Linked DNA regions of Mus musculus: all the other regions are linked to region 2. The links are chromatin loops, found by intact Hi-C in ENCODE. Cell type or tissue: left cerebral cortex. All regions are shown on one strand.

What was found. A loop is a pair of places that touch in the nucleus more often than their neighbours do. Peaks named below come from ENCODE experiments on the same cell type or tissue, not always from the same donor. Only the 100,000 strongest peaks of a DNase experiment are listed, where the experiment ranks them.
Region 1: it touches region 2 in a loop (8-fold over the local background); 11 of 42 quality-filtered maps call a loop at or near these places.
Region 3: it touches region 2 in a loop (7-fold over the local background); 33 of 42 quality-filtered maps call a loop at or near these places.
Region 4: a loop joins it to region 2, with 9 times the contacts of the local background. A loop is called at or near these places in 18 of 42 quality-filtered maps.

What each region holds. Positions count from the first base shown.
Region 1 is chr14:54,856,434-54,864,433 of GRCm38, forward strand. Homez (homeodomain leucine zipper-encoding gene) reads right to left here and starts at 7,725. Exons shown (of 2, transcript NM_001177705.1): 1 at 7,508-7,725; 2 at 1-1,848. The coding sequence starts at 1,816. The coding sequence ends at 260. In left cerebral cortex, CTCF peaks have their summits at 3,523, 4,277 (motif pointing left) and 7,154; DNase peaks (open chromatin) are centred at 1,707, 4,278, 7,319 and 7,785; H3K4me3 peaks cover 1,200 bases; H3K27ac peaks cover 887 bases.
Region 2 is chr14:54,710,816-54,718,815 of GRCm38, forward strand. It overlaps Cebpe (CCAAT/enhancer binding protein (C/EBP), epsilon), which reads right to left and starts at 1,359. Exons shown (of 2, transcript NM_207131.1): 1 at 634-1,359; 2 at 1-59. The coding sequence starts at 1,143. In left cerebral cortex, CTCF peaks have their summits at 3,449 (motif pointing right) and 3,658; DNase peaks (open chromatin) are centred at 2,234, 3,480 and 4,155; H3K4me3 peaks cover 1,016 bases; H3K27ac peaks cover 859 bases.
Region 3 is chr14:54,781,445-54,789,444 of GRCm38, forward strand. Slc7a8 (solute carrier family 7 (cationic amino acid transporter, y+ system), member 8) reads right to left here and starts at 442. Exons shown (of 11, transcript NM_016972.2): 1 at 1-442. It also overlaps a transcript of Rnf212b not described here. In left cerebral cortex, CTCF peaks have their summits at 4,676 (motif pointing left) and 5,953 (motif pointing right); DNase peaks (open chromatin) are centred at 387, 4,681 and 6,021; H3K4me3 peaks cover 906 bases; H3K27ac peaks cover 909 bases.
Region 4 is chr14:54,813,047-54,821,046 of GRCm38, forward strand. Rnf212b (ring finger protein 212B) reads left to right here and starts at 1,104. Exons shown (of 15, transcript NM_001370899.1): 1 at 1,104-1,239; 2 at 3,440-3,540; 3 at 6,491-6,543; 4 at 7,092-7,166. The coding sequence starts at 3,441. In left cerebral cortex, a CTCF peak has its summit at 4,990 (motif pointing left); a DNase peak (open chromatin) is centred at 4,964.

The DNA of each region.
Region 1 (8,000 bases), 150 kb after region 2:
GAGCAAGAGCAAAGCAAGAGCTCTTTTCAGCCAGTATCTGCCCAGATCCCAAACTCTCTCTACACGGAGGCTGGAGAATTGGATTTGTGTTGATCCAATACTTCAGTTTGTCCTGGTCACCCTCTCCAGTTTACTGCAGATTACCCCCTTTGCCTACACAGGAACACAAAACTTTTTACAAGAGCAATTTCAAAAAGGTTTGAACAGTCACTAAGTTGGTTAATATTTCAGTAAAGACTCCCCTTTGCCTCAGCCTCCCTCAGTCCCATATGATGACATCATCATCACCATCATCATCATCTTCCTCCTCCTCCTCCTCTTCCTCACCATCTTCTGGCAGTTCATCCTCCTCATCCTCCTCGTCTTCTTCATCTAGACAAACTACCACTTCTGCTGGCTTAGGCAATCGAGAGTCAAACCAGTCCAACACTTGCTGAGTGCTTAGTCGTGATGCCTGACTCAGTTTAAGGATATCAGCTTCCTGCAGCTGCTGGTGGGCTGCCCAGTACTTCTCCAAAGGTCGTATATCTGGTGGGGGCGGTGGGGCTGGTAGAGGTGGTGTCTTGGCCCATTCTTTCAAGGAACGAGTTGAAGGTGTAGGAATGGCTGGATCTTGAAAACTAGGGGTACCAAGTACTGCATTGTCCCGAAACCATTTCAGCTGTCCATGCTTCAAGGCATATCGTGTGTCACCAAACCATTGAATGATCTCCGGGCGAGGTAAACCAGTGATCTGTTCTAATTTATGGTAATCTTCTCGTCGTGCCCATTGGCACTGTAGGAAAAAGGATTTGAGGATGGCCAACTGTTCTTTGGTTTTCCGCTTAGTCTTTCGCTGGTGTTGCATATCTGGGGAAAGGTATTCTGTGGGGCCAGCTGAATTTGGTTCTGAGTTATTCCATAGCCTTTGGGGCCAGAGTGGTTCTACTTGTGGAGACAGTGCCTTCTTACTAGGTGAGAGTGACTGTGAGATACAACCCAAAGGCTGGAGGGGCTTAGGGGTGGCAGTGGTTCCATTAGCCAATGCCTGGAAAGAGGGAGAAGAGGTAGAGGAAGATGGAGGTATTCCACTAGGTTCGGATTCCTCCTTACAACTATTATCAAGTAATGAGACCGATGCGGGCTTATCTGGCTGATGGACAGCTGTGAAGTGATTCCAGGAAGCAGTCTTTCCACATGACTGGTCAGGACCTCTGCCTGCCTGCTCCTTAGAGAGGCCACTGATCTGAAGATCCTGACAGTCTGATTGGTGGGAGAATGTTCTGCTGCCCATCATCAGAGGCTCCTTAGCGTTCTGATGATTCAGTGGCAGCTGTGATACCTGAGAGGGCTCCTCAGGCTCAACCTTCAATCCTTTCATATGAGTGGGCTGCTCACTAGGCGCCAGAGGACTCAGTCCAAGAGCAACCTGCTCCGGACGGAGCACTGGAGGCCTCTCCTGTGGGGGCCTCACTGACTGCTGTGTGAAAGAGAGAAGAGACTTGAAAAGGAGCTGATCTCGGTGGTACACCACTCTGGCACGAGTCTCCTCTATCTCTTCAGATGACCAGCTAATGCCGCAGCGGAGACGTTGGGCCATGAACCAGGTCTTTACCTTCTCCATCTGCAGCCCATGCCGCAGGCAGAGGAGAGCGATATCTGCCAGGCTTGGATAGGGGAAGTAGCTGAAGGCTTGTAGCAGGTGCTCATTTCCATCCAGCTCACTGGTTTGGATGGCTTGAGTCCACACAAGCTGTAGCTCCTCTGAGACTGGCGGGAGACAGACAAGCCCTGCTGCAGAGCTGTTGAGACTGCTGGCATCTTTATTAGGACTCATGTCGTGCTCTGGTTTGTACCCTTCAGAGACAGCTGTAAGAAAAGAAGCCATCCCGTCACCATTTAATCTTTGCCAAACTGCTGAAACCAAACAATTTCTATTTGAATCATGTTGTATTGCTCCTAAAATGCCTAAATCATTTCAAAATTTTCACAATCTTGTCAAGTCATCAGAACCTGCTGTAATTCCTGTATTCTTTGTATTAAACACAAGGTCCATACATAGAAGCTTGGATAAAAATGACCCTAAGCCACATGACAAAAATCTGTCTTTAGAGGCTGAGGAAAAAGTTATCCTCCCACAGCCTTTACTGTTCCAACTTCAGTTTTGCTTCTGACAACTATCAGTCAACTCTCACCTTCAAGTTCATGGAACAGTACTCAGACTGTACTTAACCACAAAACCTCATGCTGAAATCTCAGATTGACCACTCTTTAATGCTTAATAATCTCGGATTACTTCCAGAACATGGAGACAGGTAAACAGCCGATCAAGCCAGGCACAGGAGTACAAACCCATGATCCCAGCACTTGGGAGACAGTCAGTAGGACCAGGAGTTCAAGGACAGCCCGAACTACCTAAAACTGTCTCAAAACACACAAAGAGCAAGTAACAACAAAACAGGGTGGGGTACTCTGCCCAGCCCTAAAAAATGCCCACCCCGTTTTTGTGGTGCCGGGTACTGGGAACAGGAAACTGTTCATAGGACATTAAAGCCCTAAACTCTAGAGGGACTTTCCCATCCCAGGAGGAAACCTTGGTATAAAAGAACCTTATTCCCCTTGTGCTAGATCTTGTGGAGAGGGCTTAGTAAAGGTTAGTCCCCTCCCTGGGTCTTTGTCACCTCTCACAGCTCAGCCTACAGAGCCCAGAGATGACCCCTTCCCCATTAATAGCCTACTCCACAAAGGGCAAAAGGGCTCCTGTTCTTATCTCTTCAGTCCAGCTTTCTCCTCAAAACCAGCTGGACAGGCTCACTAAACAGCTCCCAGGGTTGTGGGAAGGGGACCTATTCATTCCTCAATGCCTGGCAAAAATCTGTTCTCTGAATATTCTGTAACTTCTTTTTTTAGTATTTTTTAAATTCATTTTATTTTATTTATATGAGTACACTGTTGCTTCCTTTAGACACACCAGAAGAGGGCATCAGATCCCATTACAGATGGTTGTGAACCATGTGGTTGCTGGGAATTGAACTTGGTATCTTTGGAAGAGCAGTGGGTGCTCTTAACCACTGAGCCATCTCCACCCCATTCTGTAACACTGTAATTCAGCTCCCTCCTTAGGTATTAGAAATACTTTATCACGTCACATTATATTCTCGGAGAAATCCCACTGGTGTTTATATTACTTCTTGTCTGTCCAGGATAGGATAAGACTCCTACTTAAATGCTACTAACTGACAGATTTCGAGTCCACAAAGACAGTGTATACTGTGGTCACTTCTTTGGAGACCTTCTCTAGCCTAGGCAAGTGCTCCAAAAGGTGGGGGCTTAGGGGCTTTATTTTACTCTATAAAAGTATTTTGAGATTTTATTTTGTAACTTTGATCTGCATGTACATATCCACCATGTGTGTGCTTGGTGCCCTCAAAGATCAGAAGAGGGCATCAGAACTCCTGGAAGTGGACTTGCAGTTGGTTGGGAGCCGCCATGTGGGTGAGGGAATCGAACCCAGGTCCTCTGCAAGAGCAGCAAGTGCTCCTAACCGCTGAGCCGGCCCCCTAGAGGCTTGAGGATTACAACACTGATCATTCGTCCTGGTGTTAGCTTGCCACAGCTTCTGACAATCAAACCTAGCAGGCCAGAAGCCATGCAGATCCTAAAAGGATTGTACTTGAAGGGCATTTTACCGGTGAGGAGGCAGCTTATGAATTCCAAGCTCCTGCCACTTAGCATCTAGCTCTGGGTAAGTCACTGAAACCCTAATGACTCTTCGCTCCATTTTCTTCCTCTGTAAAGAAGGCTGTGCTTACAGAAAAGCCGCATGTTGTCATCGGGCATCTGTAGTGTGCTAGGCATTATACAGTCAGAAACAGCAGCTTTGGGAGATAAAGGTTTGGTCTATAGCAGACTTGAGGTTAACTGCAGCCTCCCTGCTTTCTAGAATGCTATTTGTCCTTAGCCAAGTTATTTCACCTAAGGCTTAGTTTCTTATCAAAGAAAAGGGTACCCTTACCTGGGAAGTCTAAACTGGGCAGGAGTCGGTGGCCAAGCATTTTAACAATAAGCTACATACAGCTCCAGCCCCATGATTTTATATGCTGTATTTGGAGGTTTTGAAACAATTTCAGAATGGATTTTGCTGCTTTGAAAAAAATATATTAAGTGTTGGAGAGAATACTCAGTGCTTAAGAGTGCCTGGCTGCTCTTCAGAGGACACAGGTTCAGTTCTAACATCTACAAGGTGGCTCACAACCATCTGTGACTCCAGGTCCAGGACACCTGATGCCCTCTTCTGGCCTCTGTGAGCATTGCATGCATGTACCGAACAGACATAAGTGCAACAAAACATCCATAAATGTAAAATAAAATGGAAAAAAGAAAAAAAGGGCTATAGACATGCGGCATAATGTCTCCCAAGTGCTGAGACTGAAGGTGTGTGCCACTACACCCAGCTAGAATCAAGACTTCTCCTTGTAGCTGGTGATTCTCTGGAAGAATCTGTCTTTCAATCAGGAGCACACTACAACCAGGATGGCTCATAAGAATGACGAGTAGGGGCCAGCCACAATGGCACAATGGAAAGAGACTGTCTCAAAAACAAGAGTGACAAGGAGGATAGACCAGTGTTCTTAACAGTTTCTGTGTCTCCATTTTGGACTGGATAGAGAAAGAATCAAAACTGGAGTGTTTCTACCTGGGCAGAGATGGTAGTGGTAAAGCCTATTATGAATAATCACAACTGCATCCTTATTCCAGATGCCAGATATATTATTCTGCATAGTCGTTAACTTAAAAAATACACTTGTGGGGGCTGGTGAGATGGCTCAGTGGGTAAGAGCACCCGACTGCTCTTCCAAAGGTCCTTAGTTCAAATCCCAGCAACCACATGGTGGCTCACAACCATCTGTAACAAGATCTGATTCCCTCTTCTGGTGTGTCTGAAGACAGCTACAGTGTACTTACATATAATAAATAAATAAATCTTTAAAAAAAAATACACTTGTGACACTTTTCTCTCCCTTTGATTTCTAACATCCTCAGACAGACAGAAAGGCCAAGCAGCCTAGACTTGAAATTTAGATGTTGTCCATTCTATGGTAGGAAAAAAAAGGACTTTGGAACGTTCAGTTGAACATAGGCTTGTACTAAAACAGAAGATAAAGCAGAAAACTGGATATGATCCTGCTCAATTCCTAAGTCTTTATTCAAAGATCTGAAATACTGCCTCAGGTCTGTCTGGCGAGTCTAGTGAGTGTTAAAGGCCTTAAGGACTTTTGTGATGTTTAACTTAGGTGCTTCTAAACTTTTTACATCATCAACTTCTTTGAGAATCAGATAAAAATCATAGAGCTTTGGGCTGGAGAGGTGGCTCAGCACGGGCTCAGTTCCAAGCACCCATATTAGGTGACTTATAGCCACCTGTAACTCCAGTTTCAGGGGATCCAAAGCCCTCTGGTTTTCATGGGCTTTATTGTACGTAGTAAACACAAACACAGACACACACAAATCAATCTTTTTTTTTTATGAGTCAGACTTTCCAAAATGTGTAACTTAAAAATGTATGCCCAATGTCACACTTGCACACACCAATGCCAAGAGGTCACCTTCAGATCTCTGTTTTATAAGTCTTCCTGACTTAATGAAGGCAGTGCGATAGCTGACTTAAAAGTGAACAAGCAACTTAATGAAAATGAATGGAAAGAGTGGGAGACAAGAATAACGGCTGCCTAGAAGGGACAGGGTATTTGTGGTACCAGATGGGATGGGAAAGATGCTAAATGGTTCAAGTGACCCACTAGATTACATACATGATCAATATCCAGTGTCCTGGATACTCAAGGTTAGCTAGTATCTAGTACAACACACTGGCTTGCTTGAAACAGTGTGCTTCTCCAACTGTTTATGCCCCCACACAGTTGCCCATTTCTGGGTCATATCTGGGTATCTATAATAACATAATTAAAACATCATGCAAATCTATGAAAATGTGGAAGCTAAGACATCTCAGCATGCTGAGGCAGGAGGATCGCAAATTTGAGGCCAGCGTGAGCAAAACTGTATAAACACAAAAATTAAATGTTTTGGAGAACTAATTCAAGAATATGTATTAAAACCCTGCCCAGTTAGGAGAGGGCAAGGCGACTGTGGAAGAGTGACGTATGTTCCAACTCAGATAGCTTCCAAAGGTCCAATCTCACTTCACTTTAAAGAAAGCCTAACTGGAAATAACATAATCAAAGTGAGTAGCTCTCTCCTAGAGTGGCATACTAGAATTACCTGAGAAACTTAAAAGGCCACCTCCGTCCCATGCTCTTCTGATTAATGGACTGGGACATAGGCATTCATAGTTTTTTTAATTATTTCTTTTTCTTTTTTTTAATTAGGTATTTTCCTCATTTACATTTCCAATGCTATCCCAAAAGTCCCCCATACTCTCCCACCCACCCACCCCCACTTTTTGGCCCTGGCATTCCCCTGTACTGGGGCATATAAAGTTTGCAAGTCCAATGGGCCTCTCTTTCCTGTGATGGCAGACTAGGCCATCTTTTGATACATATGCAGCTAGAGTCAAGTGCTCCGGGATACTGGTTAGTTCATGATGTTGTTCCACCTATAGGGTTGCAGATCCCTTTAGCTCCTTGGGTACTTTCTCTAGCTCCTCCATTGGGGACCCTGTGACCCATCCAATAGCTGACTGTGAGCATCCACTTCTGTGTTTGCTAGGCCCCGGCATTCATAGTTTTAAAAGTTCTCAGTGTGCAATTAATACTAAAAAGAGGAGTTAAACAATACACTAAAGACTGGTAATATTTATTTTCAATTGTAAGGTTTAGGATAATTCATGTATCTTAGTTTTTTGATTTCTGGCTTTTGCAACTACTGCTGTCTACCTATCCTAACAATATAAATGGATTTGAGACATGACTAAGAGTTCATAATATGCATCGATCTTGGCCCACACTGATTTTCAGACAAGTCTCAAGCTTGAGTTTTCTTCCAGCTGACAAGTCTGAGTTGCAACACCAGGAACCTGTGAGGCCTTTTCGTTTTCCGGTTGGTGGGGCACAAGAGTCGGGGGCCAGTTGTGGGTTTTTTCCTTTTAACCTTTCATTACCAAATGGCACTGCTCCCTATAAGTGAGGTCTAGTTGTAAATGCCTGTTGAGGTCGCCAGGAGGTAGTCATGGGGACAGGGGAAGCCCGGGAGGCATCTGAAGGGCCCGGAACTGGGTCAGAGAACAAAAAGTTTCAAGTACATGGGGCGGTCAGCTCCAGGAGGCAGGTGAACCTGCATCCTCACAGAGGGCGTCCCGACCCAACCTTTCCCATCCCCCCACTACACACACTCCTTAGCCTCCCCCAGTTACAACAACACAGATTCGAAAGTCCAGGGGAGGAAAGAGGGACAGAACCCGACGACTTCCAACGGAGGATTCTCCTCCCACCACGAGGATGGGGCTCTGAGGGTCGGAGGTTTCGCACCGGCCGGGAGGCAGGCCCAGGGGCTGGGGGGGTCGGTCACTCACCACGGCGCGGCCCCGGGCGGCGGCTCCCAGCCTCGCACTGCGGGCCGGGGCGGGAAGGGGGAAGAGGACAGAGGATCCAAGAGGGCGAGGGGCTGCGGCACGCCCGGCTCCTGGCGCCACGCAAAGCCCTGGACCGCCGCTGCCCCCTACCCCTGGACCGAGGCGCTCCGCCCCTACCAGTGCGGCGCGGAGGCGGAGGCGGAGCCGAGGTCCGGATTGGTGGGCGGGCTGATGCACAACGTACTGGGTCCGCCATTGGCTGCGTGGGTCCCAGCAGAGGTCCGCGATTGGCTGCGGAGAACCGGTCAGTGTAGGCGCGTGGGGCTGGGAACATGTCTTCCTGGACTCGGCGTCTGCAGTGGACCTCTGCATCCTGTGGTCCTTCCAAAGTTCTTTACTGAACTGGCCCCCGGTCCCGCAGGAAGGCCCTCGGAAGACCTTTTAAAACATCTACCACCAGTCAAACTGGAGCACAAGCGCTACCAGCAGCGGC
Region 2 (8,000 bases):
GCAGGGGAGGGTGCCTTGAGAAGGGGACTGCAGGGAGGGGCAGCAGCTGCCACAGGGGCCTGGAGGGTAAGGGGGACAGAGAGGTGAGGGTCCACCAGGAGGCAGAGTGAAGGCTAAGCAGGAAACCCAGCAGGGAGAGCATATGTGAGGCCTCAAAGGGATACAGGACTCCCAGAGAGCTCCGATCTCCCAGGCATCCATCTCCCTGTCTCTGTGAAGGACCGTAACCCAGATACATATGGTCCTTGGTCTGAGACCAAAGCTTTCTATCATGCTCTCATTATTCCCTTCCCTTTGGTTTGTCTGTAATAAGTCTCCCGTTCTAAAATTCTAGTCAGCCATGTTTCCTCATCCAAAAGCAGGCAGCAGAGAAGCAAGAGGTATAGTGCACAGCAGGAAACCTGGTCCTGCCTGAGATCAGGGCAGAGCAGCTATTACAAGTGTCTTCAGGACACAGCCGAGTTCTAAGAAATAAATTCACAGAGTTGGGAAACAGGACCTTGGGGTAGGGCATGTTCACAGAGGAGCACCAAACATAGACTTGTTAGGGAAGCCCAGTAGTCAGAATTCCCTCAACCACCCACCTTGCTCCACCCTGGGGGGAAGAAGCGGGGAGAGCTACCTTGGTCTTACCTTGAGGACACGCAAGGGCTGGCCAGGTGCTGCCAGGGTCGGGGGGAGGTGCACGGCTGTCTGCCCGCAGTGTGCCACTTGGTACTGCAGGGGATTGTAGCTGCCTCGACTGGTGCCTCGGTTGCCCTCTGGCCCACGAGGCTCCTCCTTCACCGCCACAGCCCTGGGGTCGTAGCTCCCTGGGTTGCTGTAGATGCCAGGCCCCAAAGCCTTCCTATCTGGGCCAAATGTGTGTGAGGGATAGGCGAATGGCCGAGGGTCAGCCGGCAGGTAGTGAGGAAACGAGGGGGCTCCTGGGCCCTTAAGGCTTCGGGCTTCAGGCGTTGGCTTCATGGCAAAGAGGTCAGAAAGTAGCTGTTCTTCCCCAGACTCGATGTAGGCGGAGAGGTCGATGGAGGCCTCATGCTCACACATGTCCCCCAGCTCCCCGGGCCCAGCTCGACCCCCTGAGAACTCAAGTGGCTGCTGGCCACCCCGAGGCTCGCACTCATAGTAGGTCCCGTGGGACATGGCCGGCCCGCCCCCTTGGCTCCCCGCCCCTGGGTCCTGTGCTGGGGGCGCCCGCCCGTTGGGATGCTCAGCCTGCCCTTTCTTGGATCTCCCCCGGTCCTAGATTTGCCCTAGGTTTGCCCTCTCTGGTCTTCTCCGTCACCAACTCCTACGTGGCTTCTCTCCTCCTCTGCTTCCCTTTCCTTCTGTAGTCAGTACCTCTTCCTTTCTTCCCTTTTCCTCTCTCTCCTTGGGGTGACTAAGGGAGGGGCAGGGCACACCCCGGAGGGAGGGGTGCTTAGCAGTTAGGGCGCTCTTTGCGAAGGCCCCAGCCACAGTCCAGAAGTTGCTGTTTGAGAAAATGGCCCTTTTTGCCCTGCGAGTTCAAGGGATTCTAATCCCTTGCCCAGAGTAGCTTCTCTGAATATCTGTCTTCCTCCGATTTCCAAAGAGACCTGTGCAGAGTGAGGTGTCAAGCCAGAGCCAATAGACAAAGCATTCCCCCAGTGCCAACTTGGTCTAAACTCCTCCCTTGATGCATCTTCCTCCCTGTCCCGTCCCCCCCCCTCCCCGCCCCCACCCCCAAGTCCTGAACTCCACCTACCCCGGGGTAAGTCAGTTCCTTCTGTAGCCCCACCTCCCAAGACATTTTTCTCTGTGTAGACCATCATTGTTTGAAGGGTTTGGGAAGTAGTAGTAGATTCTAGGACCAAGCTACCCCTGGCCCTAGTACAGGGTATGCCCATTTGCTAGTTTTGAGACAGGGTCTCACGATGTAGCTCAGGCTGGCCTTGAACTCACAGAGTTCTGCCTGCCTTTGCCTCCAGAGGGCCCCTATTAAGGTTCTTCGGTTAGGTCTTTGCACAGGGCTTGTGTGCATGTCTCCAGATCTGGCTATGGCTAGCAGCCTGGCACAGTCCGGGGCTGCCAGGACATAGCTGAGGTTTCTGGTCAAGACATGGGTCCTGTACCTCAGGCCCAGGCAAGCTGCAGCCTCAGAACCAACAGAAAGGATCTGCTGGAGGTCCCAGTTGCTCCACCCTAAAAGCTGTTCTGGCTGACCCCACCCGCGCTGGCCTGAGGCTCTGCCTCCTATTTCCTGTGCCCTGAGCTGCATGCAGGCCCTTGTTTTCTGACCTGTGCGTGTCTCTCGGGTCCACTTCCTCTTGTAGGCTTGAGAAGTCTTCTCTCTTGTCCTCACCTCTTCCTGGGGCTGTTTCGGGGTCCGAAGGAGAAGCTGGTAGCTGCCTGCCCGCCCTTCTTGATCTTCTACTAACCCCCAAAGTTCATTTTTCTGTTTTGTTCGGAACTTCCTGCTCTCTCCAGTTTGGTTGTGGCCCTGCTTCAGACACGGTTCTGGATTTACTGACAAGAAAAGAACACAGAGACATGAGAAGTGTGTCACTTTTCAGTTGTTTGTTTTTTTTTAGGTTGAGCCTCCCTTTTAGCCTAGCCTGGCCTTGAACTCTCATCTTCCTGCTTCATTCTCCACGGAGCTGAGTTGATAGCTGTGCTACCATACCTTCCTGGCTCTTTTATTGCAAACAGATGTTCTAGGGGGAGGGACAGAATTTTTAAAATGAATTTATTTTCATTATTCTAAAGTATGTGAGTGTGTGTGTGTGTTGTGTGTGTGTGTGTTGTGTTGTGTGGTATGTGTGTGTGTGGTGTGGTGTGTGTGTGTTTGTGTGGTGTGTGTGGTGTGTGTGTGTGTGTGGTGTGTGTGGTGTGTGTGTGTGTGGTGTGTGTGTGTTTGTGTATGTGTGTGCACACTTCCAGGTACCCATGGAAGCCAGAGACATCAGATCTCCTGGAGCTGGAATTACAGGCAGTTGTGAGGCACCCAGTGTGAATGCCTGGAGTCAAACTCAGGTCCTCTGGAAGAGCAGTGAGTGCTCTGAACCCTTGAACTCTTTCTCCAGCCCTAAGAATAGAACAGTTTCTAAGCTGGGTATTCCAAGGATCGGGTAACTGTGAGGGGTTACAGTGGAGGTAAACTTTGATAGGATATGTATGTCATTGAACACTAAAATAAAACTGTAAATGTGACTTGTCCACAAGTTAGAGAAAGTACCCTTGATGAGTCCTCCATCCCATCCCCTCTAACTCCACAGTCCACCTCACGTGCTCTGAGCACAGCCTGAAGTATGTCCAAAATATGCTTCCCTCCAAAGCCCTGGCCAGGCAGGGGGAGAGCCAGCCGTATCATCGTATCATCGACGCAAAGCACCGGAAATACTGGGGCGATTTGTGCTCTTTGCTCTACAGGTCCCTTGTCAAATAGGTACCAAGGCTGGGAGATTTCAGTTTGGTGACCTGACGCTATTAGCCACTAGGTGGCAATATTGGTTCCCAAATTCTATACTTTCGAGTCCGCGATGGTTTTGAATCAGGTGGACATAGGGGGCATTCTTTCTCAACCCTGACAACCAGTCTTGACCGCTCTGTTCTGGGAAGCAGGAAAAAGAAGCATAGACAAGATTGGGGCTTTTCAGTCAGGTTGCCGGTAGTGTGGGAAGGCTAGGAGAATTGGTGCAGCGCCTGTTTCAAAGAGAAATTATGTCCCCTCTTTGACTGTGGAATAACGATAATGGAATCAGATAGTTGTGTCATCTGATAAAGTAAAGCTTTTTTCAATCGATGAAACACGCACTTTTTCATGCTGACCATTTTGTTGTGAGCTAAGGAGGGGAGGTAAAGCGGTATTTTTATCCTAATTTTATCGACACGGAAAATAAGGAGGAGAGGCTGAGCTGTACAGCTGCGCCAGGGGATGGATGTCTTATTAATTTGTGAAAGGGCTGCTGGCTTGTTCGGGGGGGGGGGGACAGAGGGTTGCAGTAGGTGTTGCTGTATGACTCAGGGATTCTCCTTCCGCCTATCTGGCTGCCTTGGGTAAGGGGAGAGTTACAGGGTAGCGCTCTCTTCCCCGCGGGAGGTGCAGAGATAAAGCCAGCAGGAAATGAGAAGGTCTGCAGCTGTGTCCCAGTGAAATAAGCGATGCAGGTGTCTGGACCGGCGGGGACTGGCGCTGCCTGCAGGCTGACATTAACGTTACCTAGTAACTGAGGCGTAAGAAGATAGGGTGTAGATAGGGAAGCAGGAGAAGGGGTTGGGAAAGGAGGAAGCAAGGTGGGAAGGCAAAGCCACCTAAAGAATGGGAGGTTCTTACTCAGGAAGGGAAGCCTTCCCTAGCCCAGCGGGACCAGTTTCCTGTTGCGACTGCAGTGGCTACCTGTTTGCATTAACTAAAACAATGGGTGTATATTATCTCAGTGGCTTGTGACAGGGTGCTATCCTGGACTGCCTCAGGATTCCCTGTAGGGCAGAAGCTAAGAATGACTGTGAAGTCTGAGGGGGAACTAGACTCAATCTAGTTCCTGTCACTAGCCAGCTCTCTGACCCTGGTCAAGCTACTTAATCGGACTGTAAAATGGCAGTAGTAATGGCTGTCTTATGAGGCTGTTTAAAGTTTGAAAACTATAGTGTATGTAAAGTGTAGGCTTATGTCTCCTTCACCCTGTTTCCAGACCTCTCCACTGCAGTTATTCCTGTCTCCAAAGCACACACTCCTGCTGCCTTGGAGGTTATATTGACAAGCATTTTAAAAATCTGGGTTTTAAATAACAGAAAACCCATGCGGGTGTGGTGGTGCATGCTTCTAATTCTAAGGCTGGAGAGGCAGAGGCAGCTGAATCTCCATGAGGCCAGCTTAGTTTACATAGCAAGTTTCAGACTAGTCAGGGCTACAAAGAGAAAAAACATCTTGAAAGCCAACCAACCTACCAACCTACCAACCAACCAACCAACCAACCAACCAACCAACCATCAAAAACCAAAAACCAAACAACAAATAAATTTGGATTTAATTTTTTTTGCATATTTATTTATGATTTTTTTTTTCTTTTTCGAGACAGGGTTTCTCTGTGTGTAGCCCTGGCCTCTCTCTCCTTAGTTGTTGATCTATATATTCCTAATACGTGAATACAACCTATTTAGTCTGTATAATGTTACTTAAATGTATGTATTTTCAGGGCTGACCATTTGGCATCAAAAAACCAGTTGGTGCACTTATCCCTGGGGAAGACTGTTTCTCCAGCTCTCAGTATTCCTTGGTTACCCGCAGTTCTTTGTCTAGGATTGAAGCTTTGAGAGCTTTCCCCCTCCCGTGTTAACAGGTCTGCTGGGTTCATCCTTGTTCAGGTCTTGTTTAGGCAATTGTGGTGGTCTGAATAGATTTGGCCCCTACAGAGTCATGTATTTCAGTGCTTGGCCATAGGGAGTGGCACTGTTAGGAGGTGTGGCCTTGTTGGAGAAAGTGTGTCACTGTGGGGGTGGGCTTTGAGGTCTCCTAAGTTCAAGCTCCACTCAGTGTGGAATCAGAGCTGCCTCCTGGCTGCCTAACAGATCCAGAAGTAGAACTCTCCACTCCTCCAGCACCATGTCTGCCTGCACTCTGCCATGTTTCCCATCATGATGATAATGGACTGAACCTCTGAAACTGTAAGCCAGCCCCAACTAAATGTTTGCCTTTGTCATGGTGTCTCTTCACAGCGATAAAACCCTAAGACAACATCCATTTTGGTGAGACTTCGTGGGTACATCCCCCTCCTGACATTTCTAGGAGACAGGATCTCACAGCAAACTTCTTGTTTCTCTGGCTCTTACAATCTTCTCTGCCTCCCTCTTCCACAACGTCCCCTAAATCTTAGGTGTGGGAATTATGTCATAGATGTATCAGCTGGGAGTTGAGGGAGGATCTCCAACTCCTCATAACATTGGCTGTGGTTTCCTGTAATGGTCTCTGTCTGATAACGAGACGTTTCCCAAAGAGGGTGAGGTATAGGAAGATACATATTTAGGATCCTGCTGATGTTACAGGTTCTCCTTCAAGATCCATGACCCCACCTGCCCAGGGCAGTCGGCTAGGTTTCCAGTCCCAGGCATGGTTTCTCTCTTGTTGACTGGGACTTTTTTTTTTCTTTTTAGATTTTTAATTTGGATCTTATGTGTGTAGGTGTTCTGTCTACCACGCATGCATGTGTAACATGTGTGTGCCTGGTGCCCAGGAAGATCAGAAGAGGGGGTCTGATTCCCTACAACTGAGTTTGAGCCACCATGCTGGGAACTGAACCTGGGTTCTCTGCAAGAGCAAGTCTTCTTAACCATGGAGGCCTGTCTCCTGTCTCACAGTAGGTATTTCGGAGGACAGCTTTGTGTGAGTCAGGTCTTGCCTTCTGCCCTGGGAATCTCAGGGACTAAACTCCAATTGTTGGGCTTGGTGGTAGTGGTAAGCACCTTTATCAGGTCTGTGGTCTCTGGCTCTTGTTTTTCTCCTCTTCTTCCTCCTCTTCCTCCTCCCCCTTCTTTCTTTGTTTCTTTTTCCTGGGTTGCAGCTTTTTAAAAAAGACATATTTACTTATGTATATGGTTGTTTTGTCCCAATGTAGATCTGCACACCAGAAGACAGTATCAGATCCCATTGGACCTACAATTACAGATGTTTGTGAGCCACCATGTGGGTCCTGAGATTTGAACTCAGGACTTCTGGAAGAGCAGCCAGTGCTCTTAACTACCAAACCATATCTACAGCCCCAAGGGATGCAACTTTTTAAAAGATTTATTTATTTATTTATTTATTTATTTATTTATTCTGTGTGTGTGTGTGTGTGTGTTTGTGTGTGTGTGTGTGTGTGTGTGTGTAATGTGCACATGAGCACAAGTATTCTCATTGATTTCCCTGGAGCTGGAATTATAGATAGTTCTGAGCCATCTGATGTGGGTGATGGGAAATGAACTTTGGTCCTCTGCAAGAGCAGTGTGAGCCCTAAATTGTTAAGCCATTGTTCCAGCCCCAGGCTACTTTTTTAAATATTAAAAAAACCACATTATATTTATGTAAGTGTCACAGAGCATTGGAGAGGTCAAAGTAAACATTCAGGGGCTGATTTTCTCTTTCTATCATGTGGGCCCAGATTGTCGGGCTCAATGGCAGGCACCATTGCGGCTGCAACTCTTCTTGCCCGCTTTATAAAAAATTTTTGAGACAGTCTCATGAATTCCACAATGACCTCTAATTCCTTAGAAACAAAGGATGACCTTGAATTTTTTTTTTTTTTTAAGATTTCTTTTGTTTGTCTTTTTAGGGCAAGATTTCTCGGTGTGGCCCTGGCTGGCCTCGGGCTCACAGAGGTCCGCCTGCCTCTGCCTCCCAAGAGCTGGGATGAAAGGCATGTGCCACCATGCCTGGTAAGATTTATTTTTACTTTATGTGTATGGTGCCCTGTCTACATGTATGTTTGTGTGACATGTTTATACCTGCTACTTTCAGAGTCCAGAAGAAGGTGCTAGATGCCTTAGAACTGGAGTTATAGATAGTTGCGACTTGCCACGTGTGAGCTGGGAATTGAACTTATGTCTTCTGGAAGAGCAGTTGGTATTTTGTTTAGATTTATTTATTTATTTTATGTAGATAAGCACACTACTTCAGACACACCAGAAGAGGGCATTGGATACCATTACAGACAGTTGTGAGCCACCATGGGGTTGCTGGGAATTGAACTCAGGACCTCAGGAAGAGCAGCCAGTGCTCTTAACCACTGAGCCATCTCTCTAGCTTGGACTTTAAATCTTTGATCACCTTCCAAAATGCTGGGATCCAACCACCATGCCTTCTCTTTCTGTCTTCCTGTCTTCCAGTCTGTCTGTCTGTCTTTTTGGTGGTGCTGGAGATTGAGCTGGGGACATCATTCATGCTTGCAAGCATCTTATCACATGGGCTACATTTTGCTCTTTGAGAATAGACAGGTTTTATTTGTAATCTTTTCAGTAATAGCCTTTGTCTTTTTTTTCTTTTAAAGATTTATTTATTTTATTTA
Region 3 (8,000 bases), 71 kb after region 2:
TCCGAAAACAGAGTGCGCTCCTACCCTCTAAAAGTGACAGCAAATGAGAGTCACACGTGTCACTGCCTAACAAACAAGGGCCGTGTTTTTAAATGGAAGGCAAAGAATATATATATATATAAATACAAAAATAGAACTGTACCAGCGACTCCAGCTGGAATTCTCCGGAAAGCGTTTATCTTCAGAAGCCCAGGATCGCTCTGCTCGGTGTACCGGGCGGCGGCTTGCTCTGGTCAGGATTTCCCTGCAGCCCTCCTAATGAAACAGATCGCCTCCACCTTCCCTTAAGTCTCTTCTACGATGAGGGTAAAAGTAGTTCTTCTTAGCTGAGGGAGCGGAGGAGGAGCCGTGCTCAGGTACTTTCTTGCTCGCCGGCTCTGGATCAGGTTTCCACCTGCTGCGGTCGCCCCTTCCTTCTCGCCCTTGTCGGCTCCGAGCTCCGTGCTCACTCCGCAGATCGCTCCATCTGTGAGGGCAGGGTGGCTGCTGCGCTCGCGAATGTGCTTCCCTTTCGGCTGCGGCGTTTATTTGCGGACCGAGGCTCCGCCCCCCACCTCCTCCATCCTTAAGCCGCATCTCCTCCCTCTTCTTCTATTTAATTATTAGTACCCCCTACCCCCAAAGATCACGGAGGAAGGGGCTTAAAACATTTTCTTTTCTTTTCATAGTGGGAGCAAGGGAAGGGTGGGCCGCAGGGGGAAGTCACTAGCCAAGGCTTCATCTCAGGTCGCACAGCATTTGTGAACTCTATAAGGGCACACGGTTCTGCGGGCTTCTAATGCCTTCAGAAACACACTGGCCAGTGTACTAAGATGTTTAGGTGTGGATCATTTGAGGACAAGGTCGAGAAAGCTGCAGAGATATTGCCATCAAGCTGTTTCATGAAATAGGGGGTGGTTTTGGTGTGTGTGGGGGGGGGCAATGTGGAAGAACTTTAAGCTGAAGAGTTTCTTTTAGGGACTGTCATGAAAGCTAAATAAAATTATGAAGAATATGGGGTAGTTGCAACGTTTTTCCGAAGCAGGATAAGGAGGATTCTGGCCTGCCCCATGACCCCTAATATTTTATCACAAATTATTTGAACTTCAGACAGGAGGTCGTGAGCCCCTCACCGATCATGAAACAGACGTGTTGATGCTAAGAATGGTAATGGTTAAGAATATTAACATTGCACCCCCATTTCCTTGAAGAATGTAATTCAAAACAGTTGCTCCACCTCAAGAACTGTGTCTATTTCTAACTGTAAAGTGCTTTGAAGAAAACAACAACAACAAAACAACCATGAAACAATATTATAGACCATGCTGAAAAACTAAAGTTTTTTTTTACATAGTCTATACAAAATGATTTGATTTTAAAATGAGTCTAAAAAATAAAATTCCAAAGGGCCTGGTGGCACACACATCTTTAATCCGAGCACTTGGGATGCAGAGGCAGGCAGATCTCCTTGAGTTTAAGGCTAGCCAGAGGTCCAAAGTGAAATTCTGTCTCAATAAGACAAACTAAATTCCCCAATCTGACCACTAATTACGCAAATTTGGCTTCACTCATTTTTTTAAGAAAAACACTAAAAAACTTGGACTTTTCAAGAAAATAAAAAAGTTAAGCCCTTTAGGAATGGGGTTGGCTAAGCTATCTAGAACGGCTCTTCCGGATAGGGTAAAGTCCAGACAATGAACGGTCTCCCTTCCCGCCTGCCCCTTGCTCACCCTACTCAGCAAGTATCAAGAGGTTTCAAAGGTTGAGATCTCAACTCCTTCTCCTTTTGCTGCTCTAAGATACAGCAGATTGAAAGCCTCAGCAAAAAGAGAAGAGAGTGGGGGATCGTGTAAATCATTTTCAACAGAGAAAACAGACAAGGTTGGGCTAGATAGCACAAGACTCCCAGGGAGGAAGTGAGGGGACATGGAGGAAAGTGAATTGTCTCTGGTCTTTTTTTAAACAAGCTTAGGAAGCACACGGGGACATTTGATGGTTTCATTATTAAGCAAATCCAATTTGAAGACTTCTGCCCAGATCGCAACATCAAGGGATAAAACCTTTCTGCTTCTCAAATGTGAGTTCTTTCAGTGATACTTTGTCGTTTCCATTTAGATGGCGCAGGCTTAGTGTGTGATGGATTTGGGAATCTCTCCAGAAAGGTGTGCAAACACAGAGTAATGTGCAAGCCTCCAGATCTGAGAAGTTGGAAAATAAAGACAATTACAAGTTCTATAAATCTCGAACCAAACAGATTTGGGGGTGGGTGGGTTCAGTGTGGCACCGAACGGGAAAGGGAGGCTTGTTAAAAACTGATATTTTTGTTTCTTTAGTATTTGGGATTTATGAGTGGTTTGCAGCTGCTTATTGATGGTGAGATATGAAATCTAGAAAATGGATCTCCCTCTTCACAGGGGCCTTTCATTCTTACTATGTCTCTAGGCTGGTGACGTTATCATGGCATAAATGCTGCGTGCCTCAAAAATCCATACAGCTAGTATTGGTCACAAGAAAGAAAGATGTCTCAGTGTAATTCGTCGAGAAAAATTTGTGAAAAAAATTAATGGACATTCCTTATATTTTGGTTACTCAATTCGCAGATCTGGTCCTCATCCATCTTTGTGTTCTAACTTTCCTTTTTGAGTTTAAACACTGCTGTACAACTTTCCTGAACAATGTCTCATTTCCCCCTCTCCATCAGTTTTGAGCCAGGGTCTGGCCTTCACCTCACTATATAGATAAGGCTGGCCTTGAACTCAGAGTGATCTGCCCACCTCTGCCTCCCAAGTGCTGAGATTCAAGGTGCACAGCCCCAAGTCTGGCTAACAAAGCCAATTTTTGTTGTGTTTGTGTTTGTTTTAGACAGGGTCTCCCTAAGTAACCCTGGCTGGCCTGGGACTGGTCATGTAGACCAAGTTAGCCAGATACTCACAGAGCTCTGCTGGGGTTAAGGGAATGTGCCACCAAGCCCAGGTAGACCCAGTTATTCTTGAATATTTATTTTTTATTTTTAAGTTGCTGATTTGAAATGTAGAGCCTTGACAGTCATGGCTCGTCCACTGAGCTAACCCCTCCCCATAGCTTGTATTTTCAGTATTTTAAAATATTAGGCTAAGACTTAAAGAAGTGTCTTCCTAGAGGTCAAACACTGGATTTGGTCCTGGGCAAAGCAGGTTGTTACTGGTTCACACCAAGCTTTCTCAAGACACTGTAACTACTTGTCAATAACCTCTTTCACCGGGAGAGAAACCAAGAGAAACCATGATCAAGGTCTTCTGTTTGTTGCTGGTGATTTGAAATGGGTCACATTCTGTAGCCCAGGCTAGCCTCAGGATCATTTAGCCTCAGGGCCTGGTGTGTTTTGAGTTAATGTTGTAACTTTTTTTTAACTTAAAACACGCATGCCTTTAATCCCAGCACTTGGGAGGCAGAGACAGGTGGATTTCTGAGTTTGAGGCCAGCCTGGTCTACAAAGTGAGTTCCAGGACAGCCAGGACTATACAGAGAAACCCTGTCTCGAAAAACAAAAAAAACAAAAAAACCAAAAAAAACAAAAAAAAAAAAACAAAACCAAAACAAAACAAAACAAAAAAAACAGAAAAAAAAAAAAAGAAAAAAGAAAAAGGTTTAAGACATTTTTGATGTTGGCACTTCTAATCTGTCCAGTGAAACTCGTGGGCCTTAACCTAGCCTCCTGACATTTACCACTGCATTTATACACACCTCTCTTTTGGATATTTCTCAAAGCACTTACTTTTAGTACAGTCCTATTTCCAGTAACTTGGAGACTGGTTTCATAATTTTGCTTGTTGAAAATAAGAAATTGGTCCCTTTAACAAGGAAAGATGTTTGCTGGAAGGGTCATTTCCTTGCAAATACTCATGATCTTAGAGAAAGGTTGTGTGTGGCTGACACCTACTGACTCCTTTGTCAAAAAGGAGTGGGCAGGGGTGGGGGCACACCACTGCAATAGTGGGCCTGCTGGTTGTCCCCTTGAGAAAGGGCTGATAAAACGTGTTAGCACAAAAGAACAGCGCATGCAACCAAGCCACTCTATTCCTGGCTTGCTTTGTTTCGGGACCTAACTGCACTTTATTCTTGGTCTTTGTGAGGGAGCTGTGAAGTCAGGTCACTAATGAGGGCCTGACTGCCCCCTTTGAGCCATTTCACAGCCCTTGCTGTGCGCTCTTCTTATACAGGGTTGTCCAAAGCCAGAAAGAACCTTTCTTCAAAGCTAAGCCCACAGACTGGGCATGAAAGCTCAGGTCTATAATCCCAACACACAGGAGGCTGAAACCAAAGCATTGATGTCAGTTCAGGACAATCTGGGGTATAGTGTGAAACTTTCTCAAAATACGTACATGGTTATGTAAATAAGTAAAACTAAAGCTATGACTAGGTATGGTGGAACATGGGTATCTCAGTACTAGAGATACTAAGTACTAAGTACTAGAGATACTCAGTACTAAGTCTGGGGGATCTCGAGGCAGCTTAGGCTACTTAATGTGTTAAATCAAGCCTGGGATACACATCAAAACCCGTCTGTAAAATCAAACAAACAAGCAAAAAAAAAAAAAAAAAAAAAAAAAAAACCCAACCACTAGTCCTTGCAGAGAACAAAGGCTCAGTTCCTAGCTCTGGTGTGGCAGCTCACAAGCACTTGTAACTCCATTTCCAGAGGATACATCGCCCTCTGCTGGCCTACACAGGAACTGCATGCATGTGGTGCATAGACACACATGCAGGCAAAACACCATACACATAAAATGAAAAGTTTTTTTAAAAAGGCAAATGAATCTCCCCAATGTGGTGTACAACACTGGGTTGGCAAGGCAGGAGGAATGGGGTCTCCCGGCCAGAGTTGGCTCCATGGTGAACCCTGTTCCAACAAACAAGAACTCCATATGTAATTCAGGTCTAGCACCTGAATAAAGCTCTGAATTTAGTGGATAAATTCATCTGCGCACCGTGGATAAAGCTCTGAATTTGACCTCCAGAACCACAAAACGAAACAAAATCATTGCAAAGACATGACTCTTTATCTTGGGCAAACATAATAAAAACCACTTGTGGGAGAAGTCTCTATATTTAAGTACTCAGTACTGGAGTCGCCGAAAGCCTTAAAAGTTACTAGGGCCCCACGACAGACTGGGCAGGGACAGGAGTCAAGGACACATGACAGGAGCAGGGAATGTGCCTGTGTTTCTTTCTCACCGGAGCTGGGCTGAATTTCTGGAACCCGGCCAAGTGCAGCAGACAGAGGGATAATTTTCTGGAATTTTTTGTCTCTGGTGTCAGGGCAAGGGTTCATCTTCTCCACCAGAGCATGAGTTAACTACCCCTCGTAACAACACAAAGGCTTCTCCATCCACAGTCTCCGGACCCCATAAGCTTCGGAAGAGACAACTTCCTTTGAACGTGGCGTCATGCCCAGGAGGCAGAGGGTGACTGCAAAGGGCCTACTCATCTGAGGGAACGCCTTCATTTCATCTTTCTTTCTGACTGGTGTTTGCCTTTTCTTTTTAATTTTTTTCCCTTAATCTTCATCTGTTTTCCCTCATTTGGGGGGGGGGGGGTAGGGCGGTGCTGTAGCGCATGTGTGGGGGTCAGAGGACACTTGCTAGAGTCTCTTTTCTACTTTGTGGGTCCCAAGGATCAAATTCAGGTTGTCTGGCTTGTCGGCAATCCCTTTAGTGGCTGAGCCATCTCACTGGCTCAATTAATTTATTAAGAAATAAATATTTTCAGGACCAGGAATGGGAGTGGGTGGGTTGAGGAACAGGGAGAAGGGATATGGGATTTTCTGAGGGGAAACTAAGAAAGGGAATAACATTTGAAATGTAAATAAAGAAAATATCTAATAAAAGTGAAAAAAAAGAAATATTTTAAAAGATGTGTATCTTTTTTATTTTATCCGCTTGAGTGTTTTGCCTGCATGTAGTCTGGGCACCACATGCATGCAGTACCTATAGAAGCCAGAAGAGGGCGATGTAACTCCTGAAAGTGGAGTTCCAAGTGGTTGTGCGCTGCCACAGGAGCGCTGGGAGCTGAGCCTGCATTCTATTAGAGCTTGGATTCTAGCTCAGGCCCTCTGGAAGGTCAATAAGTGCTCTTAACCTCTGAACATCTCTCCAGGCCAAGACTTTAAGGTCATTTCCTCAGGACAAGAGGCTGGCTTTTTTCTCAGTTGTAACTGAGCTCCTGAAATGGGTGCTTGACTTTCAAGAAGTATGATTGAGCGAGTTGCTAAATGGTCCTATGCATTGAGACAAATAAAGGAATAAAACAATTACCAACGCCCCACTTGGCACGTGATCTAAATGTAGTAGTGTGGTAAGAGCTTGGAGTGTGGAAAGGAGACCATATGGTCCAGCTCTGATTTACAGAGACTTCTTGTGGAGCTTGGATCTCAGGCGGGCCTTGATACTGCCTAGCAGTCTGCTGCTGTCAGAGCCTCCTCTCTTTAAACCAGCACCTCCTCTCCCAAATCTCTCCCATTGACAACAGTGAGCACTGGCATTCAGATTCCCAGAAGTCATGGTCAAAGCTGGGCAGGTGTCGAGCTCCCCTGGAATCAGAGGACGGTGATCACGAGGGCAAGCCGGCTTAGCTAGAACAGCTGGATTCAAACTTCTCGCTCAGCAAGAGACCCTGCCTCAGTAACATGGAGAATGACTGACGACCCCAGACATCAACTCTGCATCACTACATGCACACATACAAATGTGCACATGACCTCATGTACATGGGTTCCCACACACATGCAGCATGCAGGCATAGATGCTCTCGAACACACCCACATCCGTACACACCCATGAGGGGGGGGGGCAAAACAAATGAACCAACCAAACAAACAAACAAACAAAACAAAAACCAGCCAGTGAAGTGGCACAAGGGTAATCTAGCAGCACTCTGGAGGCTAAGGTGGTAGGATTGTGGGTTCCAGACAGCCTAGGTTGCATCAAGAGACCTTATCATTCACAGACAGACACGCAGAACTTCCGTCGAGTCTACATCCCTTTCTGTGTATCACTCAACTTCTCTACTCCCTTGCCTTCCCTTCCTTATCTCCATTCTTGCTCAAGTCCCTAACACCAAAGTGTTTGTCTCCAGCATCTAGCAGAAACCGTTCCTGTGACGGTCACCAATGGTCACCAAATGGTCCAACATAGATGTCCTACTTTGCTTTATAGTCTTGTCATACATGTCATGACCAGATGAAACCTGGAGAAGAAAGGGTTCGTTTCAGCTTATCACTGAGGGAAGTCAGGGCAGGAAAGTAAGGCAGGAACCTGGAGCAGGAACTGAGGCAGAGGCCACTGAAGGACACTGCTTGCTGGCTTTCCCTCATGGCCTGCTCAACCTGCTCCCCCTGCCTCTGACACCCACAGGGTTTCTCTGTGTAATAGTCCTGGGTGTCCTGGAATGTACTAAGCTGACCAGGCTGGCCTCGACCTCACACAGCCCCGACAGCTTCTGTCTCCTGAGTATTGGGATGAAAGGCATGTACCACCACCTCCTGGCTTCAGCTTGCTTCTTAATACAACTCAGGACCAACCGCCTATGGGTTGTACCTGCCACATCAAGCCATTGATCAAGAAAACAGACTTCATCTATGGGTCAATCTTACGGAAGAATTTTCTCAATTGAGCATCCCTCTTCCCAGATGTGCGTGTGATGGTCAGAGAAGAACTTATAGGGACTGGTTCTCTCCTTCCACCCTGCAGGTCCTGAGGATCCAACTCAGGCTTGGCAGTGAGGGTCTTCATCTGGTGAGCTATCATCACACTTTTCTGAGACAGGGTATTCCTGAGACTTGAAATTCTCCTGCTTCAGCCTCCAATATGCTGGGATTACAGATCAGTACCACCGTGTGTGCTCTGCTCTGCTCTGCTCAGCTCAACTCAGCTCAGCTCAGCTCAGCTCAGCTCAGTTCTCTCTCTCTCTCTCTCTCTCTCTCTCTCTCTTTCTCTCTCTCTCTCTCTTTTTCTCTCTCTCTCTCCCTCCCTCCCTCCCTCCTT
Region 4 (8,000 bases), 100 kb after region 2:
AGGTGAACAAGAGTGATTCCCTTTATTGGGATTAAAGGCGTGGCCACCACTAGCAGGCTTCTGTATGTTTATTGTTACGCTTCTAAAATTACATGTTTCTAAAATCTTATAGGTGCTCTATACTTTAGCATTTAAATAAAGTGTGTTTCCACACACAGATATGGGGTTTTCTCCCCATAGGTTATTCTTGTTTGGTTGGTTTTCATCTTTTTTCTTTAATTTTTAGAGACAGGGTTTGCTGTATGTAGCCCAGGATAGACTGGAGCTTACTATCTAGACCAAGCTGACCTAAAAACAAAAGAAACACCGACAACCAGCGCAGTGGAAATGTTTATTTTCTTTCCTTTTTATCGTTTTTTTTTTCTTCTCTTCCCATCTCCTTTTGCTCCCCTTTTCTTTTCTTTTTTGAGTATAGGGCCTTGAGTATCACAGGTTGTAACTAGGCAGGGGTGAAGCTGAGATCTTCCATCCTCCGTCTTCACCCTCCCAAGCATACCGCCAGGGCTGGGTTCATTTATTCAAACAAACAAACAAACAAACAAACAACCCCAAAAAGCTAAACTTTTTTTCTGGAGGTCTGTTTGTTGTGAGTTTATAGCCAATCAGCCTCTATCCACATAACAACTTCTTAGTTTTTCTATTTCGAATTTATGCTGTACTTTTGTTTTGTTTTGTTTTTCGAGACAGGGTTTCTCTGTATAGCCCTGGCTGTCCTGGAACTCACTTTGTAGACCAGGCTAGCCTCGAACTCAGAAATCTGCCTGCCTCTGCCTCCCAAGTGCTGGGATTAAAGGCGTGTGCTATCATGCCCCGCAATGCTGTACTTTTAAAGCTGCCATTATTTCTATTTCATTTTAGATTATGCCAAAGCTTCTATGGCCTTGCGACTCCGTTTCTTTTTGTTTTGGGGGTCGTTTGCTGGAACATTAATAGGCTCATTTTTCCCTCTCTGCTTCCATGGTAGGTAACAAGGGGCTGCTTCGAAGACCTCCTGGACTTATCAGGCCACCGTAGGACCCACCTGTCTGTCGAGGCCTGGCTGCTTCTGCGGCTGCGCAGGAGGATCAGCGCCCCGCCCCGCCCCCACCGCGTGCTGGTTCAATCTGGCGTGCGCAGCTTCGAACCTGGTGGCCGTGCCCTGGGCGGAGGCTGCTTGTTTTCCCGCCGTTTCCTGTGCCTCGTGAGGGAGAGAACCGGATGGTCTGAGAACAGAAACGTTGGAACCCGGCTGCCAAGCTGGTAGGGGCACGAGCTAGAAAGGGTCGAGCTGGAGGCCGCGTGAAGGCTGGCGGCCTCTTACCCAAGCCAGGCATGGCCGCTTACCACTTAAGTGTAGCCGCGACTGGAACCCCCACCCCCACCCCCAGCTTGGTGCTGTGGGGACGGCTTATTTAGATATTTATTTGCTCATTCATTCATTCATTGACAGGTTCTCACTACATACCCCAGGCTGCCCTGGAACTCACTGTGTAGACCAGGCTGGCCTCCAACTCACAGTCAGTCTGCCTGCGTCTGCCCTCCAAGTGCCAGGATTAACGTCCTACGCCACCTCACCCTACCATTTAGTAAATTAAAGAACATTTTACATTTATTTGTGTAGTTGAGTGTGGGGCATGCGAATAGTTACCGGGTGGTGGTTCGCTTGCCGTGGCGCACACGTGGAAGGCATGGGGCAGCCTGTGGGAATCTGTTCTACCTGTGGACCCCAGGTATCAAACTCAAGTCACCCTACCCTTGTCCCTCTTAACCGATGAGCCATCTCTCCAGCTCCATCGATCATAAATCTTAAACGGCAGATTTTTATTTCATTTTGTTTTATTTCTTGACACAGGGTCTTACTATCTAACTCTGGCTGGCCTTGAAATCTCAGAGGTCCACCTGCCTCTGTTTTCCAAGTTCTTGGACTGAAAGTGCATGCCACTTCACTGGCTAAGTGGCAGAATCTCTAAAGATGGGGTGCAAAGTAACCTCATTGACTTTGTAAGCCTCTGCATAAACTGGCACTCTAAAAATGAATTGTTCAGAGAGGATTGTGATAGCGAGGAAGAAACTTGTTTTATTTTAACAGCTTAAATATTAATTTATATTAAGAATTATATTTATAGATGTATTATTTATAAAAGTCGATCAATTATATTATGCTAATTAATAAATATTAACTAGCATATCCAACATATTTTGTTGTGGTTTTTAGAGCCCAGGGCTGTTTTCAAATGTCAGTTTCTTCATTAAAAAAAACTCCTACAGCCTGGTCTGCAGAGCAAATTCCAGAACAGCTTGGGCTACACAGAGAAACCCTGTCTGAAAAAACAAAACAAATAAACAACTCCTACAAAGTGGGCCAACAGGATGGCCCAATGGGTAAAAGTAGTTGCCATTTATGTAGAGCTCATACTTCCCAGAATCAACATGGAGGGAAGAGAGAAACAATTCTCAGAAGTTAACTGGGACCTCTACACTTGCCTGTGGCACATGTTCGCTCCACCCATGAAATAAACTTTTTTTTCCAACCCCACAAAATAACTTTTGTTTGGATATATATTTAAATTATGCAAAAATTGCTGTTAGAAAAAAAAATCGTACCATATGAGTACCATGTGAACGGAAGGACTGTTTAATGTAGGAACATGTATTTTCTACAGAATCAGGAGAATTGGATTCTAATTCCAGAATTACCAGTAAAGATGGAATTTTGGATAAATTGGTTAGGTGTGGTTATAATCATGTATATCGTGTGTCCATGTGTGGGAGGGGTGGGGATGAGCCTGGTCATGACTTAAGACACCTTCTTGATCTGTGACTGGGTTTCTGTGGGGGAGGCTGTGTTAGCTGAGACTCTTATCATCAACTGCTTCACTTTTATAAGACGTGCCCAAGTGTGGTCTGTCTGATCCACCACTGCCTATTGGCTGCTTTCTCTGCCCTATGAGTAAAGACACGGGCTGGGCTGGGGCTCAGTGGTGGTGTACTTGTTTAATGTTCATGAGGCTCTAGTTTGAGCCATAGCACCTCACAAATATGGCTTTTTTTCATTTTTTAAAAGATTGTTTTTCTAGTTATAAATTGAACTATGAGTTAAGCTACAAAACTTACAAAACAAAAGCGAGTTACAGTAAAGGCAAACATATAAATATAGATACTTAACTATACCACTCCAAGAGGGAGAAAAAAAGCCTCATTTCTGACTTCCTATTACTTTTCTACTTACACACACACACACACACACACACACACACACACACACACACACACACACATGTTCTCTGGCATATAGTGAAGGTAGTTTGGTGACTTTTTTCTCATATGTATATCCCTACAGACAAATGTAATGCCCAAAAATTTGTTCCCACACCCAGTAAACGGTAAGCAGTGTTATTGTAATAGGTATAATTATGTTATGCCCTACATTATTCTTATTCTTTTTCTCTATCTGGTCCAGAATGGATTGGTTTCATTGCAACCAGTGTTTCCGAAAAGATGGGGCCCATTTCTTTGTCACCAGCTGTGGCCATATTTTCTGTAAAAAGTGTATGACTTTGGGTGAGTGGCTTCTTTTCAGATTTATCCCAAAATGTTTAACTTAGATATAATGAGTAGCCATTTCTCTTTGTGATGTAGAATAAATGTCATTTAGTAGGCATCAGTGATAATACGGATTCTGTATGTAGGTTCATTTTAGAAATTAAAGGAACCCATTAATAAAAGAATGGCACTAACTGATTTAGCAATAGTGTTACTCTTCAGTCTTTTGAGTTGTGTCGGGAAATGTCATACTGGGTGAAAAATGATGTTGATACCTTGGAGTTTAATAAGCAATTTCCTATTTCTTTATTTGGCAGTACTAAGTATAGAACTAGTACTATTTATTTATTTATTTATTTATTTATTTATTTATTTATTTATTTGGTATTTTCTTCATTTACATTTCTAGTGCTATCCCAAAAGTCCCCCATACCCTCCCCCCTGACTCCCCTAGAACTAGGGCTTTGCATCTGCTTACACCCTAAGCCCCCATACAGTTAAACAAATAAGTTACAATGTTTATTTTCAATTAACAGATTTTTAAGAATAATTTTTGCTTTTTCTGTTGTTTATGAGGCAGGATCTTACTCTATAGCTTTAACTGTCCTTGAACTCACCATCTTCCTGCCCCAGCCTCCCAAATGCTGGGATTTCAGCTGTGTACCACCAAACCCAGCCTCCAGCATAATCTTCACCACAGCCTTTGGTAGTAATTACTGGCAGAGCTATTTTATCAATGAGGAAATTATCTGAGAGAATAAATGATTGCCAACTTCTTACAACTATCAAGTTTTAGAAAGGAAACTTAAAGGCCAGGTGGAACATGGTGACAAATGCCTTTAATCACAACACTGGAGAGGCAAAGTCAAGCAGATCTCTGAGTTCCAGGCCAGCCAGAGCTACAAAATGAGACCCTGTCTCAAGAAAGAGTTGAGTTTAAGGTTTTATATTGGAGTGAGCATTGGGAAATGAACCCAGAATCTCTAGGATGCTAGACAAATACTCTGAGCTACACCCCTAATCACTATTTTCTTTTATTAATGTGAAAATTCTTAGGGCTGGGTGAGCTGGCATGGTGGTTATGATTATAGCTGCTAGGGAGGCTCAGTCAAGGGGTTGGTTACTGGCACAGAGGAGTTTGAAGGCCAGTATGGGCAACATACAGATTCTGTCTGAGAACAAGTGTAACAACAACCCTGTAAACTATACAAATCCCAGAAAACGGAGTTTCCCCTACTTAGGACAGGATGCTTTGATTAAGGAAAATATCATAGAAGACATTCTGCTACAGTAGGGTTTGCCAAGTTTGGCAAAGATCATTTTAACTTACAACTGGGGACTGGACAGATGGCTCTGTGGTTAGGAGCACTTGCTGCTCTGGCAACGGATGTGTGTTTAGTTCCCAATACTCACAAGGTGCCTCATAACCATCTGTAACTCTACTTCTGGGGATCTGATGCCCTCTTCTGGCCTCCACAGGCACTAGGGACACATCACAAATGGTACATATACTTACATGCAGGCAAATACTCATGTATATAAAATAAAAACACATCTTTTAAAACAATTTAGAACAGTAGCATGTGTAATAACATGACATCATTGAATTACAGTGCAGATGCTTACACAGAGTTGAGATAGAATAGAGAAAGGTAAAAATGGTGAAAGACGAAGCTAGAGGTAGGCAGTAGCAAAATGGTAGAAATGTCTGTCCACCAGGGTAAGGATCCTGAGCTGTTACCCTGTTGGTTCTAGAAAGCTCTAGAAGGTTGTTTTTCTTTTAAATAGAATATTTTTCACTTGCTGGCTCATACTGAGATCAGTATATAGGGCAGACTGGGAAAGAAACTTTATTCCCCAAGGAAAGAACAGTGATGTTAAATAGTATCTGGAGAACTTTTGCCTCGTATGAGTCTCATGACCCTTTTGGGTTATCTGCTGATGCAATGAGACTGTTCAGTGTGGTTACAGCAGCCCACTTTGGAGTGATTGTCTCTGCAAAGCATAAAGCCATCTAATGCTTTTTCCTGCTGTGGCATTTATCTTTTCTTTTTTCATGGATGAACCTAGGGTCATGCATGCTAAACCAGTTTCTGTCACTGAGCCTCATCCATGGCCCTGTGACATTTATCATCCACTGCTAATACTGCATTGTATAAGGAGAGCTTAGGAAGTGTACTTTCTGTTTCTTTCAGATTGCATTAGTTGAAGAATAAGAGCAGGAGAACTTCTAGACCCAGGAATATTAACAAAGTGACAACAGGGTAGGATAACTGGTGAGCCAGCCTCTTACAGTGCCCATTGTGTGCCTGCCTCTCCCTCAGAGGAGAGATGGCTCAGTGGGTAAAAACACTAACCTTTTTTCTAGAGAACCTAGGTTCAATTCTGAGCACCCATATGGTGGCTCACAACTGTTCCATAACTCCAGTTGAGAGGATCTGACACCTTCTTCTGATTTCCTTAGGCACCAAACATGTAAACACGTACACAGGCAGACACAAAGGCAAAACATTCATAAAATAAATATTTTTTAAAAAGTCACCTGAAATGAAAACCACTCTTGTATTTGTCCGAGAACACTTGCAAATGTATTCCTGTACTTTTGTTGGCAAAACAGAAACTACCAATGAATACCAGTAGTCCTAGTACTCAGGAGCCTGAGACAGGAGAGTTGCTACAAGTTTCAGGCTAGTCTGGTCTACATTTATGAAACCTTGTCTCTAAAACAAAGGAAAGAAGATAGAGAGAGTCAGGGTGTAGGCCCTCGTGCTTCAACACATTTGTGTGGAAATGCTGATTTAGAGAACAGAGATTAAGGTAAAATAGTTTTATAGCACAGTGATAATCTAAATTTAGTTAAGAATCTTTTTTTTTTTTCTTGCTAGCCTACTTGACAGCCACTATGTACTTTAGGAAAATCTTACCTCCTGCCCTTAAGAACGAATATTTTTTTCCTTTTTCCTTTCAGAAAAATGTGCTGTTTGTGGAAATCTTTGCAAGCATCTGGCTCTTTCTGATAATGTAAGTTTTTACCTTTTTCATAAACTGTGTCATCTAGTCTCTGGCCTGTAGGAAGTACATAACACAGGTAATGAGCATCTTAAAACAAAAAGAAGCAACAAATTTATAGACAGCAGTTATAAAAAGGTATTTATTTAATTCTAATGTCACTAGTTTCTTTAATTTTTTTGAAAGATGTATTTATTTATTTTATGTATGTAAGTACACTGTAGCTGTACAGATGGTTGTGAGCCTTGATGTGGTTGTTGAAAATTGAATTTTTAGGACCTCTGCTTACTCCGGTCAGACCCACTTACTCAGTCCCTGCTTGCTCCAGCCCAAAGATTTATTTATTAATATACATAAGTACACTGTAGCTGACTTCATCTGCACTAGAAGAGGGTGTCAGATCTCTTTATGGGTGGTTGTGAACCACCATGTGGTTGCTGGGATTTGAACTCAGGACCTTCGGGAGAGCAGTCAGTACTCTTACCCGGTGAGCCATCTCACCAGCCCAGTTTCTTTCATTTTGTTGTGGCTATTCTCACCATGTCCTCCTCTCTTCATAGCTAAAGCCTCAAGAAAAGAAGTTCTTCAAAAGCCCTGTAGAGACAGCTTTGCAATGCTTTAGTCACATCTCTCAGGTATGAGAACCAAAAGGAAGAAAAGGTCTTACTGCTGTAAGCTCAAGGCCACCTTGGTCATTAGTGAGTACAACTGGGTACATAGAACCCCTATCTCCAAGAAAAGGGTGAGGGGAGCCCCCCATCTCTTTTGAGACAGGGTTTCTTTGTGTTAGCCCTGGCTGTTCTGGAACTTGCTTGGAGCTCAGAAATCCACCTTCTGCGTCCGCCTGGATTACAGGTTTGTGTCACCACCACCAGGCAGGGAGTTTCTCTTTAAAAGATCTTTGTACACAGTGGAGAGTAACTGCTCTCTTTGCTTTCTTACCTGATACAAATCTCTACCAGTTAACTTTTTACTGATCCAGAATCTATGGTATGCAGTCAAAACTGCAATTTAATTGAATCTTACTTTGTAGTTCCTAATTCTAGGAACCAGTTCTCGTGACTCAGCAGTGCTCTAAGGAACCTTATCATCTTTCTCTGCAGACAGAGGCATTTTCTTAAAAAATTGCATGTATAGGCCTACAAAGCATGGATTTGGTAATTTAACTTGTGACCTTTTGCTTACAGACCTACATCCATGAACATGTATCTTAGTCTTTGTTTTTCAGTAACCTTTGCAATAATATTCAACTTTATTTGGTGTTAACAACCAGTTGCTTGAATGTCAGAAAATATTTTTCTTTCCTGATGTCTCGTATGCTGGTGAATGACTGACATGATCAGGAGTAGTAGAATATAGCAAAAGGCAGCGAGAGGGTACTGTCGTTATCTGAGAGAGTTCTCAAGTTGTAAAGACTTTAATTTTCAAGTTTTCACTTTCTAGCTCTCTGCTGAGATGATTTTTAGTAT